2 separate regions of the Homo sapiens genome follow, and region 2 is linked to region 1. Evidence: chromatin contacts called from ENCODE Hi-C or POLR2A ChIA-PET data. All regions are on one chromosome and are shown on one strand. The core of a region is the stretch at or near the end of the contact, and the rest is flanking DNA. Distances in the headings are between cores, read along the strand shown. Region 1 has its middle 190 kb from the start of PRDM1. Region 2 overlaps PRDM1 (PR/SET domain 1).

Region 1 (6,154 bases), core at 1,341-3,840:
CTATTGATGCCCAGTTTCTTTATTTGTAAAGAAAACAATTGAATAAAGTGATCTGTACTTTTTCTCTCTGCTTTAAAATGACTAGTTAGAAGTTATGAAAATTGAAAACAGTTCACAAAAGCCCAGTAACTTGCTTTCTTCATCATTCTAAGAGAGAAAAGTTAAAGCGAACTCTCCAGTTCATTGTTAAAAAACAAAAGAAAAGAAAAGAAAAAGGCATCTTTTCTCTTTGAGAAACACCAAAATTACTCTGCCCCCTAATAGTCGCCTGGGCAGAATTTTCCATCTTAGCACAAAGCAGCTCGGCTCGACCTTGTTTCAACTAATCCCTTCTCTGTATTTAACAAGAGGAACTGGAAGAGTCAGACAGTGTGTGGGAAGACTGAAGAAAATAAGGAAGGTATAGAAACTACTAGAGATGGAGATAAGTTAAACATTCTGGCAAATTGTCATGGTGTATTGCTCATGCTGAATGGTTAGGCAGTTGGGAAGGTAGTTAAGAGAATGGCTTTAAATGCTTCATCTAATTGCAAGCAGCTGTTGATTAGTGGAGCTTGACCAACTGTTTTTAATTCCACTCAGTGGTGATGAAGAGAATGAGACTTTTAAGGGAAACTGGCACGGTCTGTGTATACGCATGGAGTTGCTTACACTTTTTCTGGAGGTCATAGAGTGCAGTAACTACTAAGAGATGTTCTCTGAAACCATTGCAGGCTTTCATGATAATGACTTTCCTAAATTTTACCAGCATTTGTTGGGCTTTTGGCAGGAGGCAAACTTCTCCGTTATCCAAATTCTGGAATGATTTTAGGGACTGATTCATTCCCAATCGCGAGTGACTGGATGTCTTGTGCCAATTCAGAAGCAACTGTTCAGTGGAAGCAGTAAATCTAGAATGAGAGCTGATAATGCCATTTTAGAGTCTTCTTCTTAGGAACATTTAATCTCATTTTTTTGAATTGGAAAATATAAGAAAGTAGAAACAGTTTAACTAGTTTCTGTAATTGAAAAGCCTGCTACAGATTATCTAAAGTTGAGAGTTTTCTGGAAGATAAAGTTTCAGGCTAGTTTAATCAAGTCTGAAACCTTACTTGATGGAATTACTCTACTTCTATGTTATATTTTCTTATTCCTAACAAGATTAGTAATCTTTCCTAATATTTATTTTATTTGCTTTCATTTCTCCTCATAGATTCTAAAAGTTATTTTAATGTTTCTGCATTGCAAACTGAAGAAACCATTCATTTGACTGAAAGCAAGGCTTCTATGAAACCAGGAAGGCCTTGTAGTTCTAACAGTAGCTGCCTAACTAGAAATATGTCAGCAATTCTTAGGGAGAAGGGTGCTAGATTTCTTCAATGCCAGTTATCCATTTTATATCCTGAATTTCAGTGTACTGTAACACAAAGTAAATTTCCTATGTACACATGTAAGATTTATCAACAAGGATCTTTTTCACAGCACTGTTGATAATGGCACAAAATCAGAAATATCCTAGGCCGTGCATTTGCCTGTAGTCCGAGCACTTTGTGAGGCTGAGGCTGAAGGATCACTTGAAATTCCTACTTTGAAACTTGAAGTTTCAAGTGAACCAGCCTGGGCAACATAGCAAGAACCCATCTCTTCAAAAACAAAAAAAATTAGCCAGGTGTGATGGCACATACCTGTAGTCCCAGCTACTCGGGAGGCTGAGACAGGAGGATTGCTTGAACCCAGGAGTTCAGGAGTTCAAGGCAACAGTGAAGCATGATGGCACCACTGCAGTCCAACCTAGGCGACAGAGTGAGACCCTGTCTCAAAAAAAAAAAAAAAAATAGAAAAAAAGAAAAAGAAATATCCTAAATGTTCATAATTGGCATTAGCTAAAAAGTTTGTGGTGTTTGTATGGTCTGATATTTTGCAGATATAGAAAATGTGGAAGAATATATAAATGACATAGGAAAATGGTCATGATGTACTGGATGAAAAAATCAGGATCAAAATTAATCATTTAAATAGATATCTCTATCTATCTACCTATCTGTCTAGATATAGATCCAGATATAATTTAAATCGTGTGTGTATATGAAAAACTAAAGTTAAAAAAATAAAATAGAAACAGTGGTGGGATTACAGGTGACTTTTATTTTAGTTTTTGTGTTTTTTCTGCATTTTCCTCCAAAGAACATATATTACTTTTACAACTAGGAAAAGGACCCTTATTTTACACTTAATTTCCCAATATATCAATTTTTATATCATAAAAGATTTTATTCCTTGCCAGGATGAAGCTAAGGGGGAGATTCATGCCTAAGCAAAGGAGAAAAAAAAAATCAAGAGGACAGCACTCAATAAACACCTAATTTTGTTTCTGATCTTGTGCCTGTTTGAAGCGCTCACACTTGTTTTGACTCAGCTAGATAAGTCAGCTCCTCTAAAACAGTCACAATTTCCACCAGCTGTTTTGGATGTTTGAGGTTATGTTTTTGTTTTAGTGAACTTCACTGCCTATCCCTTGAGCTAGCTTAGGAACAATTGCAAAGGAAGTCTTTGAGGCCGACTCAGAGGAAAGCTGCTAATCTTATGACATCCACAAGGATTTGAACAGGCAGCTCCATCTGTGTTGTTTCTGTTTTTCTTCTAGGGCAGGTCTCGATGGCAGAAAGATGGACACTTCTCAGGTCTAGTTGTTGCATGGTGTGTTCCTGACCACAGCTGTACCCAAGGAGTCTCACAGATTCCTCAGGAGGCAACAGGACGTTTATCAACGAAGATGTGAGAAACCCATGCCGGGTACCGTTTACGAACCCTGCCTGGGTTCTGTTTTCCGTGTAGTAATTCTTTTCCACGAGTTCAGGTTTATGAGTGCTCAGGCAGGAAGCTGTTTATCACTGAAAGCCACCAAAGGAGAGGTGTTATCGTCTTTACCCAAGACCTCTGAGACTTTCCTTTGAATTAGGAGCTGGGGGTTCTCGTTGCATGATATGGCAGAGTTTCTGGAAACTGATTTGGGGAAGAGGAAGCTGACTTATATGGGAGTCACCCTCTCATTTGTCGTTCTCCAGCACCCCCTCCCCCATCATGCTTTTTCAAAGAAAAGAAAAATGGTGACACTTCTAGTGAGAGGTGGGATTTAGTTAGAAATGTTCTAGGGCTGAGTGAAGGTTGATCTGACTTTTGAAGCTCACCTTTGAGGGTTGCTGCCTGTTTTCATTTAGCATTACTTAACAATGTGCTTTGCTCCCCTTGCTGCCATTTAAAAAATTCCATTCTATCTGGATGCAGACTAACCAGGCTCAATTTTGTTATTCTTATCTTATTTGGAAGGTTGTTTGCAAACAGTCACTCCATAGAGCATCTACTATAAGTCAGCCACTGTGCATGGCCACCAACAAAACTGTTATAAAGAGTGTAGTTCTTACATGCAGAGAGCTCACAGAGGAGGGAAAGGAGGTAAGTAAACAGTGGTGAGGCTAGGCGCTAAGTGCTACACTAAACAAGTGATCTGTTAGGGAAAATTTTATTCACTGGAATTCCAGAGGGGCTGGCAAAGGTATCAACCTGGCAGGTCTGTCCATCTGGAGAGAAACCATTAGAGCAGTTGGTTACTTAGGTACCCTGGAGCAGAGCAATGCATGAGTTGGCTAGTAGAACTCCCTCTTATTTTAGGCTGGACGCAGTGCCTCATGCCTATAATCCCAGCAGTTTGGGAGGCCGAGGTGAGTGGATCACTTGAGGTCAGGAGTTCGAGACCAGCCTGGCCAACATGGTGAAACCCCATCTCTGCTAAAAATACAAAACTTAGCCAGGTGTGGTGACAGGCACCTGTAATTCCAGCTACTCGGGAGGCTGAGGGAGGAGACTCGCTGGAACCTGGGAGGTGGAGTTTGCAGTGAGCCGAGACTGCACCACTGCACTCTAGCCTAGGTGACAGAGTGAGACTGTCTCCAAAAAAAAAAAAAAAAAAAGGTAAAAGAAAGAACTCTCTCTTATTTCAGTCTATACTTTCAGTTGCGAGTAATAAATGCTCAGCTCAGATTCTGGGGTATTCTAACTTCAAGATCTGCTGGATCCAGATAATATTGTCAGGAATATGTCTCTTCATCTCTTGGCTGGGTTTTCTTCAGTGTTCGTGTCATTCTCTGGTACATTTTTCCCACTAGTGGCAATGGCCATCGGAAGCCCCAGACTTACATCTTATTGGTTTGGCAAGCTCAGAGGAAAGGGATGGTTCCCGTCCCAACAGTTTGAACAGTCTTCTAGGGCTTACTTTCATTAGATCAACCTGGATCACACACCAGCTCTGAAGCAATCATTATGGGCTGGGTGTGACACACACTTATTGCACAGATCTAAGTTTTGGGTCCTCTCCTGTGCCCAAGGTGTGAAGTTGGCCTTACTTGAATCACAAGGACTAAGAGCTGGAGAATAGCAGTTCATCAAGGGAAAAGGAGGAGCTATTTTCAGAAGAAGAGTGGATGCTCAGTGGTCACATCCATCACAATGCCCATGATGTCCTTTTCTTGCAGAGATATTTTAATTTGGACTGTCCTAAGCTATCAGAGTGTTCTAGTCATCTTCACCCTCAATACAGAAGGGGTTGGATTTCCGGGTTTCTGATTTCTTGTTTCCCAGAGTTCCTTTAATTCCAAGTTTTCCCACATCCTGCTTAGCAGTCGGCCAGGGTTCAGGAAGAGGCGTCCATCCTCCCTCAGTACATTGGGAGCCTGCTTCTCTTATGTTTGTATGACTAAGAGGGGTGACTCAAATGTTTAGTGCGGTGGTTCTCAAGGTTGTGGTCCCCAGATCAGCAGCATCAGCATCACCTGGAGACTTATTAGAAATGCAAATTCTATGGCCTCATCCCAGACCTACTGATTCAGAAACTCTGGGGGTCAGGTTCAGACATCTGTGCTTTCACAAGGTCTCCAGATGACTCTGATAACATACGTGAGATTTGAAACCACTGATTTAGGGAATAGTCCAAGACAATCTACTCTAGGAAGACTGAGACCACCTCAACTTTTCTGTTTTATAGTCTGCCTTCCTAAGCTCCTGACACCAAGGGAAAGATTCATTAATTGTTGAATGTTGCTTGCTGGAAGCAAAGAGATTACTTTGTGCTTGGTGTAAGAGACTCTCAGTGAGCTGCAGTTGAGAATCTCTCAGAAAATTCTTTTTGGCCACACCTCAGGAAATGAATGTTCCTGGAGATGCTGCAGCTGCCAGGCTCATCCTAGATGAAGGAATTTTGGAATCTTTCTAATTCTCTGAGGTGATGTTGTTTGACATAGACCTGGTGAAGTTCTGCTGTCAATTAGTGTGCCTGCAATTCATGTATTCATGTATTCATTCTACATATATCAAGCCCAATACTGGGCTGGGTACTGGAGATACAATTGCCCACAAAACAGACATGCTTTCTGCCCTCATGGAGCTCAAGGTCTAGTGGAAGATAAAGCTGTGTAAACAGGCATTAACAGTAGAGTGTGATTTGATGGGGAGAAATACAGGGTCGTTGGGGAGATCATGGTGGAAAGGAGGGGGGCCCTAATCTACACTGGAAAGTTATGTCTATACTGGGACCTAAAGGATAAATAGTCATTGTTTGGCAAATAAAAGGAGAAGAGGCTGTCAGGCAGCATTTGCAAAATGCTGTAATTGTGGGAGAACTTGGTGTGTTCAAGGAAATAAAAAACAAAATAAAAACAAACAAAAAAACCAACTCAGTGTAACTGGACTGTAGAGTTTAAAGGAAGGTAGAGGTGAGGGATAAAAAGGTAGATGCAGCAAACTATGCAAATCTTATTAATAAATCTGGACCTTATACTAAGAGCAATAGAATCCATTAAAGAGATTTAGATAGAAGTGAGATGATTGAATTAATTTTAGAATGAGAGCTTGAGAATGAATTGGGGATGAAGTAGGGCTGAGTCAAGACCACAGACAGGCAGACCAGTTGGAGGCTGTTGTGATAATAAGAGGAAGACAAATCAGAAGTTTATTGTGGTCATGAAAAATAGTGGCTCCTTGGCCTAGGATAATGGAAGTGGGGTTGGAAAGCAGTGGATGGATTTTGGACGCTGATGTGTGGTTGAAGGATGGGCCAAGGGAAGGAGAGGACTCCTAGGTGGCCAACTTGGGTAACTTGTGAATGGAGGTGCCATTCACTGAT
Region 2 (6,036 bases), core at 1,831-4,330, 200 kb before region 1:
GTGGGTCTTGAGATTGCTGGTGCTGCTAAATCTCTTGTGGCAGACCTACAGTGTAGGGGAGAGAGACAGCAGGGAAGGGAGACAGGAAGGCCAGAAGATTAAGAGTTGCCAACGGGAGGGGCAGGCTTACCGGCCAACGCCCAGCAACCTAGGAGGTGAGAAGCCTCCTTGTGGCACCTCCAGTGTGGTATTAAGCAAACGGGGGGATGTGGGCACACAGCACACGAGGGGCTGTTTATTTCCCCTACCATTTTCCCACCCACTGGAAGCTGGCTGTGCCATCTCAAGTCATCAGCAGATACAAAGTACTGGGAAGGACCATAGTGCCATCAGTCCAGGATGGGACAACGCAGAATCTGGTGTTGGCTTTAACTACGGGCTATATAGGACATGGGAGGGTGACTCACAGACATTTTCTACAAAGGTCAGAAGGTCTACCCAGAAAATACTGCGCACCTGGCATTCATGTGGCTTTTCTCCCGTGTGTACCAGGTAGTGTTTCTGCAGGTGGGCGAGCTGAGTAAAGCCCTTGTTGCAAGTCTGACATTTGAAAGGCCGTTCTCCACTGTGCACTCTCAGGTGGACCTGGGAAGAAGCCACATGTGTTAGCTCTGCTCTCAAGCTGGCTCTGAGACCTAACATTTCTGCTCCAAGACTCAAGTGTTGATGCAAATATCTTAAGAAAAGCATCAAGACAGTCTTAAAAAGAAGAAATCTTCATGTTTTCAGAATGGTGTTTTTCTTAAAAGCACAAAAATCACAGGCTAGCAGGGAGTTTCACCTAATCTTCTAGTCCAAACCCCTAATTTTTTTATTATTCAGAAGAAAATCAGGAGAAGGGAAGTCACTTGTCCAAAGTCAAAGAGCTAGAAGTGGCAAAAGCCAGGCGGAATCCATACCCACTATCCCCAACCGGGGGCTCATACTACTGCAAATGCAATCGATACCCCATGGAAAGCAAGCTAAATACAAACACAAGCATGCACTCACAGCCCCTTGGACTGCTCTCTCTCAAGGCCTACCTTCAGATTGGAGAGCTGGCCGAAAGTCTTGGCGCAAACGTTGCATTCGTACTTGATCTTGCCGTTCTGCTTCTTCAGCGGGTAGGGAAGGGTCTTGTAGCCGGTCATGTTTCTTTTGTTTTTAATGAGATTCATGGCTTCGTCGCTGCTGGGGGCTGCCATCGCTGCTGAGGTAGCTTTGGGCTGCACCACATGTTCTGCCGTGGCGGCTGTTCCCGCCGTGGGAGACCCGCTTGTGGGGCTACAGGCCTTGTCCTTCATGCTGGCGGCGGCCCCGGTAAAGGAGAAGGCACTGTGGGGCGCCGGGACAAGCACCTCCCTGGGATGCTCCGGCTGGAGCAACCTCCGGGCTCCATCTGAGGGCAGCGAGCTCGGGAGAGAAGTGGGGTTGAGCATGGGGTGGGGCAGGCTGCCCCCACCGAGGAGATTGCTGTAGACAGGGCACAGCCTCGGGAAGAGGCCAAAGTTGTTGATGCCATTCATGCTGCTCACAGCGCTCAGGCCATTACAATTCATGCCGTAGGGGGGCAAGAGGAACTTGGGGTAGTGAGCGTTGTACGAGGGGATGAAAGCTGGCGGGAGGTGGGGCAGGGGTGCGTAGCCAGGGTAGGAGCCCAAACCTTCCGTGCCGTAGGACGCGTTCAAGTAAGCGTAGGAGTCCCGGTGCTCTTGAGAGCCGGGGCCCACAGGGGACACCGTATTCCCAGGGCTGCTGTGAGGGCTGGAGCTCTTGAGGCTTTGGTCGGGGCTGCTTCTTGCAGAGGGGCTTGGAGTGGTGGAGGATGGAATGGGGGAGCGAGTGATGTACGTGGGTCTCTCGATCCCGTAGGCCAGGGAAGCTTTCAAAAAGTCTTCTGGCAGAGGGGCCCGGATGGGGTAAACGACCCGAGGGTAGAAGGGCATTTCGGGGCTCCCACGTCTTCTAAAGTCATCGAGGTCCTTTTCTGATGTGAGGGGTGAAATGTTAGAACGGTAGAGGTCCTTTCCTTTGGAGGGGTTGGAGTCCAATTTTAGGATTTCTTTCACGCTGTACTCTCTCTTTGGGACATTCTTTGGGCAGAGTTCATTTTTCTCAGTGCTCGGTTGCTTTAGACTGCTCTGTGTTTGTGCTGAAATAAAGAAAAAGGGGCGATTACACAGAGGGCTAGAGAGAACTGAAGCAAAACTGCCAAAGTTGCTCCTCCTTCTTGAGAAAACCTGAGTAACAGCTGGCGACACAATCGCCACATATCTGGCTTCCAACGCACTCTCATTCTAGAAGGCTCTGGGCCACTCACTCAAAAGTGCAGTTCCGTTTCCTCCTCAGCAAAATGCGGACAATGGCAGCACAGACAGAACAAACAGCAGCCTTGGGTGATTCTGTTTTCATTAGTACAGACCTTATGATAGAAAATTGCTGTTTAGGCTGGAGTAAGATAGCCTAAGCTGGATGCAGTGGCTCTTGCCTGTAATCCCAGCACTTTGGGAGGCCGAGGTGGGCGGATCACCTGAGGTCGGAAGTTCGAGACCAGCCTGACCAACATGGAGAAACCCCATCTCTACTAAAAATACAAAATTAGCTGGGCGTGGTGGCGCACACCTGTAATCCCAGCTACTTGGGAGGCTGAGGCAGAAGAATCGCTTGAATCTGGGAGGTGGAGGTTGTGGTGAGCCGAGATTGTGCCATTGCACTCCAGACTGGGCAACAAGAGCAAAACTCTGTCTCAAAAAAGAAAAAAAAAAAAAAAACTTCCATTTTAATGGAGTGGAAAAATACTGGGGTGGGGACCCTGTCATAGGTTAATAAAAGTCTTTCTGATGTTCATGGTTTACCTAAAGGAAATCAGCATACCCTGAGAACTAAATGTGAAAGATTAAGACTCATTTCAAGTAATACACAGTCATCAATTTTCGCTTCTACTCTTGTTGAATACGAATTTGATAAAGCCCTGTTCAAACTGCCTATGCCAAGGAGCTTAGCGAAGTGAATACCACCTTCCTCGCGATGTGCAGACAGCCTAAGCACTTCACCAAGGCTCTGTCTGGTCTAGCCAGGATCCCAGCAGTGCTGGCCCCTGGAGTCACAAGGCGTGACAGTCACCTCTGCCAAACCACAATAGGTACTTCCTGAGCCAGTTCAATTACTTAGCGCACCCAAGAAAACAGAACAGGCTAAGAGGAAAGCACTTATTCCCAAAGACGGCACGTTATTACTTGGTAAAGATACTATTTAGGAACAGCAGCAATGAGGACAGTTCTAGACTATCCCTGCCACAGCCAGCCCTGTCTCCTCGCTACACAATAAATGATGCCTTCAGGAAAAAACACCCATCTGGGCAGGGAAAACTGAAAATTCCCTGCTCAGCCTTGCCTGGAAACCAAAAGTAAAACATACGATGTTTAGTTTGAGCTCTGATTATTGGAGGACAGTCACTCAAGCCAGGACACCTGCCCTAGGAACGCACTGAAGGCATTGGCTGTCAATGTGTGGAGATGCCTTCAGAGGCAGCAGGTTTGGGGGATCATGCTGAAGCCTTTGTGCAAATATCCTTCATCGTCTAAAAAATGTCTCTGCTTGAATTTAGTTGAGAAAGAACTCCACACTTGCTATCTGATAGGTCTAGAAATGAACTCTGTGAAACTCCAGAACTGAACCCTTTAAATGTATTCTCTAGGCTGACTGGCTTGAGGGATTCGATTCCAATTTGAGAGCCCCTTAGAGAATGTTATCTCCTGCCAGCGGTTATCAGTTCCTCCTGGGCGAGCCTGAAGCCCCAGAATAAACACAGAGAAGAACGCTATCAGGGAAGATGCTGACGGGGGGGCCGTGATGGAAAGCTTGCTGAGGGAGAGGGATTTCTGAAGCCACTAAAACAAAATAAATATCTCCTTATCAGGCCAATATCGGTCTTTCAGTGAGGCCCAGCAGGCAGGAAGTTCTAATTGTCACTTTTGTTTTTTAAAGCTAAAATGGTAAAGGATGAGAAAGACAACTAAGCTTGAAAACTGATAGGCAAGGCATCTCACAGCCACAGGAAGGAATTTTATGAAGGTGAAAAAGAATTATTTGGAAACATCTATATAGGGTCAAATTCATAATGATTTTTAAAAACGATGCCGCTCGAATAAAATGGAAATACAAAAAACTTTACCCTCATGACTTTGAGCCATTTTTACTCAAATTATGTATCTAAGTCTCATATTTTTTCCAGTGGCTTCCACACTCCCTTGGTTCTATAATTCAACAAATAATAATAGCATAAATGTGCAATAAGCATAAAGTTTCAGTCCATCTGTGGCACTGCCCCTCACATTTAGCCAGGGATTCTTCTTAAGTACCTTAATATAATTTGAATGTTGAACTGATATGAAACTTATGATTGGGCCAACAAAAAAGCCAGAATTTTAAACTTTCTATGCAAAACACTTAGCACAGTGCCTAGTATATAGTAAACTCACAATAAATGTTTGCTATCTCTAATGCCTTCAGAAAAATAGATTTGCATCTTATTCTAAAAGAACATCCAGAGTGACATGTTAGCCTCCCTAAGATGCTCTACAGGTGGAAATTAGGAAGTCCATATACAGTAAAGGTGCATTTTAAAAAATCATCCTTCAGCAGCTGAGTAATCAGTGGAGCTGGTGTCATTTCTGACTCTCCCACTCAGCAACAGCTTGAGTTAACATGAAAAAGAAAATCAAGATCTGTTTTTGTTCTGAAATCTTAAATGGCTGTAGGCGGACGGAGTCATTTCAAGAGTGAACTGCTTCTGAAGACTCCGAATGGCTTAATTATGCCGACTCACATTTTCGATCTATAATAAGAACCCCAAGACTATAAGAAAGAACCTAGAAGTTCTGCAGTAGGCAAAACAAAGTCTCTTTTCAACTGAAACTGAGAAAGCAGATTAACATTTAGAAGTCTATAATTTGGTCAACTGTTTTCTAGATGGGTTAGTTAGATAGATAGAAAAAAAATACCTCCCCCCCTGCCAAATTTGGGAGGGGTAGGGGTTTCAAACTTATTAGTTCTTTTATTCCTTTTCCTTTGTTTTTAGAAAAATGCCATTTTGTGATTTCTGGCTACTTACTTTTCTTTCCTTTGGTTTGTTTCAAATCCCTTCTTCTCCAAACTCTACCGCCTGAACCATCACTGCCATTTAAGCCCTCATGGAGATTCTTGCACCACCTCTATTGTGCTTTAAGCATGGAAACCCAACACAGTTCATTTGGAGACACAATCTACCTATTAGGCCTGATGAAATAGTGGAAATTTTCCTGATCACAGTCTCAATCATCAGCTGCCACGCCTAAGACAACCGGTTTCACAACTGGCAGCAGGAATCTTGTTTTAATGTGACTGGTTATTGTTAACTCTCATTCTTTACTATGAATATTGGACAATGAAATGTGCTTGAAAATGTTAAACCACCATTTAGAAAAAATTCTGCCAAAATAAAAGGGGACATACTGCATAAATAAAAAGGGATAAATAAAAGGTGTCATTTCACAGTATATATGACAGTTGCTTCTGAACACAAAGTAGAAGCACTTGAACCTTAAAATACTGTGCAAAACCTTTCTTTGAGGAATAAAAACGCCAGGCCTTTAAACCCTTCCCTTGATTGGCACAGGGTGCGGGAAGCATGCAAAAAAGTTTCTTGGTGGTTGGTGCAAAGTCACTGGGGTAGGTCACCTCAAATGAACTGTTTAAAGAAAAGCAAAAATCAAAAGACTTTCCTCTGAATCCATGAATGATTAAACTCAAGGAATGTAAGGAGACCCTTAAGTGGAAGTGGCTCACTATGTTAAGAAAGCCAGGAGGGAGCTGTGCGCTTCTTCTGAGACGCACAGCTGGAATACGAGTTCCACAAAAATGCCACTGTGCCTGTGCATTTGTCGTTTGTTACTAGGTCCTCAGCACTGGGCATGGCATACACAGATGCCACAACAGCCGAATGGTTCCTGGGAGGCTCAGCCCTAGGGATATGACAGAGTCTCCAGAGTCTCGGGGAGCGCTGAAGAGACATGAGGG

What was found. A loop is a pair of places that touch in the nucleus more often than their neighbours do. ChIA-PET counts read pairs that join two places held with the same protein, here RNA polymerase II (POLR2A). Pooled maps may share reads with other maps.
Region 2: a loop to region 1 is called in a pooled map, with 7 times the contacts of the local background. The contact joins two enhancer-like sites. A Hi-C loop is called at or near these places in 11 of 50 pooled maps. POLR2A ChIA-PET finds 5 or more read pairs at or near these places in 8 of 52 experiments (CD8-positive, alpha-beta T cell, GM10248, PC-9 and 4 more).

What each region holds. Positions count from the first base shown.
Region 1 is chr6:105,897,112-105,903,265 of GRCh38, reverse strand. No RefSeq gene overlaps it. Among named protein-coding and RNA genes, the nearest start is that of PRDM1, 190 kb to the left of the region's middle. Within about 2 kb of position 2,590, at least 4 of the 41 ENCODE cell types and tissues checked have a DNase peak (open chromatin) inside an H3K27ac peak, as active enhancers do.
Region 2 is chr6:106,100,920-106,106,955 of GRCh38, reverse strand. It overlaps PRDM1 (PR/SET domain 1), which reads right to left. Exons shown (of 7, transcript NM_001198.4): 5 at 1,023-2,131; 6 at 457-585; 7 at 1-45. Among named protein-coding and RNA genes, the nearest start is that of PRDM1, 18 kb to the right of the region's middle. RefSeq lists enhancers at 754-1,467, 1,468-2,182. Within about 2 kb of position 3,080, at least 8 of the 41 ENCODE cell types and tissues checked have a DNase peak (open chromatin) inside an H3K27ac peak, as active enhancers do.